2 separate regions of the Mus musculus genome follow, and region 1 is linked to region 2. A link is a loop called in an ENCODE intact Hi-C map of the cell type or tissue named here. Cell type or tissue: heart. All regions are shown on one strand. Each heading gives the region's core, and the rest is flanking DNA. Links, peaks and the distances in the headings are about the cores only. Region 1 overlaps Gm13067 (a long non-coding RNA gene). Region 2 overlaps Gpr157 (G protein-coupled receptor 157).

The links. Peaks named below come from ENCODE experiments on the same cell type or tissue, not always from the same donor. Only the 100,000 strongest peaks of a DNase experiment are listed, where the experiment ranks them.
Region 1: it touches region 2 in a loop (8-fold over the local background); 33 of 42 quality-filtered maps call a loop at or near these places.

The regions. Positions count from the first base shown.
Region 1 is chr4:150,033,850-150,036,758 of GRCm38, reverse strand. It overlaps Gm13067 (a long non-coding RNA gene), which reads right to left. Exons shown (of 7, transcript XR_390962.2): 4 at 1,451-2,909. Among named protein-coding and RNA genes, the nearest start is that of Gm13067, 5.9 kb to the right of the region's middle. In heart, for the core only: a CTCF peak has its summit at 1,204 (motif pointing left); a DNase peak (open chromatin) is centred at 1,398; H3K27me3 peaks cover 1,478 bases.
Region 2 is chr4:150,097,726-150,100,634 of GRCm38, reverse strand. Gpr157 (G protein-coupled receptor 157) reads right to left here. Exons shown (of 4, transcript NM_177366.3): 2 at 1,664-1,877. Among named protein-coding and RNA genes, the nearest start is that of Gpr157, 12 kb to the right of the region's middle. In heart, for the core only: no CTCF peak of the experiment used is centred there; a DNase peak (open chromatin) is centred at 1,584; H3K27me3 peaks cover 1,597 bases.

The DNA of each region.
Region 1 (2,909 bases), core at 234-2,733, 64 kb after region 2:
TCTTCTCTGTGGAAGATGTAATGATTTTGCATCGTTAGTGAGTCAAACAGGGCCAGGGAGCTGGCCTAAGTGCTTGCCACCAAACCTGACTACTTGAGTTTAATCCCCAGAACCCACTGGATAGAAGACCAGAACTGACTCCTGCCTTTTATCTTCTGATTTCTGTGCTTGTGTATCCCCAAGACACTCAAAGAATGAATGAAAATAAGGTTTAAAGCAAGTCAAAATAAAAAGAAAAAAAAAACTTTTGTTTGCTTATTGGTCCCATTGAAGGTGGCTCTGGCTAAGTTTCTTGGTTGCTTCTCGGTAACCCTGTCAAGGTCACCTAGATCTCAGCAGGGGTCTGGCAGCTCTACCGATCTGCAGTACACTCAGGCTGGTAGAATACAGACTTCCACTTTGACCTAAAGCGGAAGTGACCAAGACAGGACCATCCAACACAGACATTAGAGTCTCTAAAGAGTGTTTTATCACAGAGAAGCAAGACAATCTGATTTAAGCAAATGGGCCGATTTCTAGAGGAGTGCAGTAGTTCACCTCTGTACAGCTGAAGGTCATCAAGGCGCGTTGATGACAAGAAACCATTTGAGAAGAAACAGGGACCTCTCTGGATACAAAAGTGAACTGAGATGCCTAACAGATACTGCCACAGATGGAAATATCTTTCAATTCTTGAGGGAGAGGTTGACAGGATAAGAATGACACCAAAGCTGTGGCTGGTTGCTGTCCACGTCTGTGCTTGTCTTTTGGTGATATTCAGCAAGCATGGGTTGGACAGAGCCCCTTGAAAAAAGGGGTTTGTGAGGGGGGAAGAAAATCAGCAGAGGCCGAGTTCAGGACCTACTTTGGCCACCCTATAGAATGATAGACCTTCCTTGGGAATATTTCTGGTAATCGCTGGTGCATAAATGACATGTCATATCGGCTCTAAGAAATGAGAACCGCGGTGAAATTCCCACAAATACACCACACTGCACTGCAAAAATAAGATGAGGGTGGATTCAGGAGGTGACACCGGTACCAAACCGCCCCAGACATTCCTAAGCAAACTTATTAGTTGAAAGAAAAAAATTGAAAAACTATTGCTTGCCTCAATTCACCGGACCATGGAAAACTGAAAAGCCCTTTCTTGGAAACAGGCTTGCCAGACTGAGCGCCGGCTCCATTTCCTTACCGTGTCCTTGGGAGCCACCTGCTGGACAATGTCTGAATTACAGCGCCAATAACCAGACAGCGAGCCGCCAGACCCAAGTGGCCCTGATTTTCCAGAATTGCAGAGGAGGAACTATAAAAGCAGCAGAATGGCTTCTCCCCTTGGCAAGTTGCCCAGTGACAGTTGTAAACCAGGGGTGCTGCAGAGGCGCTCAAAGGGAGTGAAGCAGAATTGTCTCGTATTCACCTGGCTTTGCTCATGGTCCCTGTGTCCCCTCCAGATCCCCAGTTTCTTTACCTTGTCCTATAGCACCATCGGGGCACCTGGTGGGTCCAGCGCTGATGATCTCATCATTACTCCATATGGCAGGCTGAAACCTGTCCTAGGGGATCCCAGGTCAGCCCTGAGCCTTCCATGTCCTTGGGAAAGTCAGCTCTCCTCCGGATCTCACTTTCTTCAGCTCCAAGCACAGCTCAGGGGTTGGATGGATAATTTCCAGTTCTGGCTTAGTCTAGAGTGTCTGCGAAGTCACTGTGCTTTGGGCTTCAGGGTTAAAGTTTAAGTGTGTAAAAGGAATGACAAAGCTTGATCCTTTGTCAGATCTGCAGAAGACAGACAGTGGGGCTGCTGCTTACCACAGACACGATGGAGTGCTGCAGGCCCGGGATCCCATGAGCAACTTAGTATCTTTCCCTGTGACCCCTGCCTTTGCCTGACTTCCAGAGTCTGGGCGCTGCCTCTTCACAGGGTAACCTCAATCAGCATGCAATTGCCAGATGGAGGCCAAACTCTGGTAGCTGTCAACTCTCCCTTGTACCCGAGTCCCTGGAGTGACCACTTGGTTCTGCCTGAAGGGTGAAGCACTTCTGGAGAGCCACCTCACCCTGCGTCCTTGGCAGGGAGACACAGCCGCAATGCTGTCCTGTCCTGGGCTGAACAAGAGAGTTCCCGGTGTCAGTTCTGGGACAGCCACAGGCCTAAACAGTTCCTAAAACTGATTACATCAGCACAGAAACACCAGGGTCTGCTGGCCCCGTTACTCTGGCTATCTCAGTATCTTCTCGCCAACTTCCCTCCTCCCTCTTCCCAGCACAATGCAGGCCTCAAGGGCGACCTGTGAGGAGAAGACCCTCAACCCAAAGCAGGAAAATGCGGGCATGGGGACAATATGTTTTCCAGCATGAAGTTCAGGGTCCGGAACAGTGAGCAGCCCCAGCCTCTGGAGTGTCTCACAACTGTGAGCAAGCCTACAACAGTCAGCTCGAGGGTGTGCAGCATGCTGTGACTTCCCACTTTGCCCGGGAGACCAGGAACGGGCTCCTGGGTGACAATTTCAAGCTATTGCCTGAATAAAGTCTTTCCCTACCAACAACGGGGGAGAGGATGCTTCCTGGACCCCCGAGGCTTCCCTCTCTGTTTCCAGGCCTTGCTTCCTGCCACGAAAACCCATTTCTTCACCCAAGAGGGCCACCAGCAGCTATGGACCCCACCCACATTCACTGGATTGCTTTCCCTCTGCAGAGGAAGCTGGACATCACATCCAACTTCAACCTTCTGCCAATGGACTACACGCTGCGGGGCGCACGAACCTCTCCCCACCACTTCCAAGCCGTTCTTGTCACAGACTGCCCCAGAAATGCCAAAGGAGAACATTCAAGAATAGGATCCCAGTAGGTCCCTGCCTCTCACCTATCAGATGCCTGAGTTGGAAACCCCATCCTTACCCCGAAACAAGAAGGCAGCCTTGTCTTCCAAG
Region 2 (2,909 bases), core at 93-2,592:
CAGAGGGAAGGATGGAGCCAGTCTAGGCTCTTGTATTCCTTGGGAATGGTTGTCATCGCAAGAAAAACGTTCAGTTTCAAATCACAATCAGATCTGCAAAACCAACTGAGGTGGCCAGCGAGAGGTGTCTGTTTGAGCCTGGTCTGGGACACTGAAGCCCTCGGAAGCCATATGCCTAGCATCCCTGAATGCCAACCTTCAACCCGACTCATTTTCAGCTCTCCTCCCTGTCTCCAGGCAGGAGATGATCTATGCTCCCACCTCCCTGCCCACTTCGTCTTCTTTTCTGAAAACTCTTGCCAAAGTGCAAGAGGAAACTGTCACATGCAGCGACCAGCCTGGCAAACTGAGGGCTCCTTGCCCTGCTCTAGAAAAGACAGAGGCACACATAAAAGGATGAAGCCTGGCAGAGCTGGGGGCGGGGCTTCATTCTCCAGGAGCAGCCCTCATCTTCCCAGTGGGAGGATGTATACGGGCATCCAGAAAGGCTCAGCCACTTGTCTGTGTGGGACACACTGTTGGCCCTGCCCTGCAGCCAGGACTCCAGTGGAGCCAGCAAGGACATGGCGCAGGTGAGGATCAGCTAAATGGAGAGCCAGGGTCTCAGAAGACACAGATGTAAATGCTGTACAGGGATGAGGTGTCCCAAGAACACAGATACCTACAAGAAGCATCTGTCAGTCAAAAGTGGCTGCTCAGGGCCAGACAGGATAGTCTTTAATCCCAGCACTGGAGAGGCAGAGGCAGGTGGATTCTGTGAGTTCAAGGTCAGCCAGGGCTACTGGGTCAATCTCAAGCACGGAAGGACAAAGCAACCCAGTAAGACACACCCTCCCAGGGTTTCTGCCTTGAAAACTCAGGGGATTAAAAACTTAAAGTTTCTCACTGCTTGAGAGGCAGCGGCAGGAGAAACAAGAGTTTAAGGTTGTCCTCAGCTGTGTGATGCCAGTCTGAGCCAGATCAGACTCTGTCTCCGGGCTAAGGGATATAGTACATCTGATGGAGCTCTCACCTAGCGTGCATGAATCCCTGGGTTCCAGCCCCAGCACTGCCGAACTGGTATGCTGGTACGTGCCTGTAATCCTAACAGGAAGGTGGAAGCAGGAGCAGAAATGTAAGGTCATCCTTGACAGGACTATATCATGAGTTCAAGGCCAGCCTGAGCTACATGTTACCCCATCTCAACAAAACAAGGCCCGTCTCAAAAAAAAAAGTACATAAATACACGTTAGGAAATGGGGCTCTCACTGGCTGGAGTCTGAACTCAGTGCACTTCTTTGGAAGCCATCACTGCTTTAGCTACTGATCAGTTTATAGGCTCCCATCCTTCATAGGACAAGCCTCCTTTTCGGGATATCCCCGTGGATTTGTGGTCTCCATAATTCTGATCGCCGAGGGTAACTAGGTGCGTTATCTGTGGCCAACTCTACTTAGTAGCATCCTTGACCTTGATGTTAATTTCTTAATGTAATACCGAATCTTACCACAAGGGGGCAGTGCAGGACCATGTGCAAAATGTAGCTCTGCGGTCCAGCTACCTTTTATCTGTCTGAGCCAGCTCAGCCTGGAAGTCGGCCCAGGTACACAGTCCCTATGGCTTAGCGTTAGTTTGGGTCTTCAGAGATACAGCCTGTCCCCTAAGGGCCAGTGCAGTGGCACCTACCGCCCTGTTGATGTGCTTTCTGACCAAAAGGTACAGCAGAGGTAGCAAGATATAAGCCAGCATCTCCCACAGCTTCCCGGTCAGTAGCATCCACAGGACACGGTCCTCAGCCTCCAGGTTGATCCAGCACCAGCCCACAGACACATCCGAGGCATCATAGCCTATCTTCTTTAGAGAGACGGCTGCCACTGTGATGGCCAACGGGACACCCCAGCTGAAGAAGAATGAGAAGAGAGAGATGCCAAGGTTAGCCCATAACACCCTATAGTGTTAGCATGGGCAAAACTGACTGGGGTTCTCTCAGAAGAGGACAGTGCTCCCCAAACCAGCATCAGTGCTCCTACAAAACAAGGGAGGGCAGGAAGGGCATGGGAAAGCCTGCTCTAATTTAGAATGCCAGGACTTTAGGGCTGGGGATGTGGCTTGGTTAGAAGGGAGACAGATGGCCCTCTCTAGCACCACAGAAACTGAGCATGCTGGTAACTGCCTGTAGCTCAGCGCTTGAGAGGTGGAGACAGATAGACCACTGTGAGATCCAGGTCAACCTGGACTACACAGTGAGATGCTAGCCTGGGCTACAGAGTGAGACTCTCAAAACGCAGCTCAGTGGTCAAGATTACTGTCTGCTCTTCCAGGAGTCTAAGCACCACATGGTAACTCACAACCATCTGGGGCCGAGGGGATTTGCTGCCCACCCGTAGCGTACAATTCCCAATCCAGACCCTGGTTTCTCCCAACCCCAAGCTGCCCCAGGTTGCCAGGGGACTGAAGGAGGGTTGAAACCTCACACAAATGCTGGTATTTGCAGACTGGTACAAATGGGTAACTCCAGTTTCAGGCCATCCCCCTCTTCTGGCACAGGTGAGCAGACAGACACACAGGCAAAACACTCATACTGAAAAAGGAAATAATTTTAAAAGAAGGTGCGGCCAGATGGTTCCCGTTTCTACAAGCCCTGCATTGAGGGGTGTGGGCCCCGGTCTGCAAACATCAGCATGTACGCCAAGGCTTAAACACTCCAGTCAGTCTCAGCAACTAGGGGGAGCTTGGGGCTGAAGGATTTGGGAGAATCCAGGGTCTAGAATCCTAGGCTATGGGTAAATCCCCTTGGCCCTAAGGCCTCTTTTCTTATGTGGTGGAAGTGTAGCATGGTAAGGGTCAAAGAACACCAGGCTGGAGAGATGGCTCAGCGGTTAAGAGCACTAACTGCTCTTCCAGAGGTCCTGAGTTCAATTCCCAGCAACCA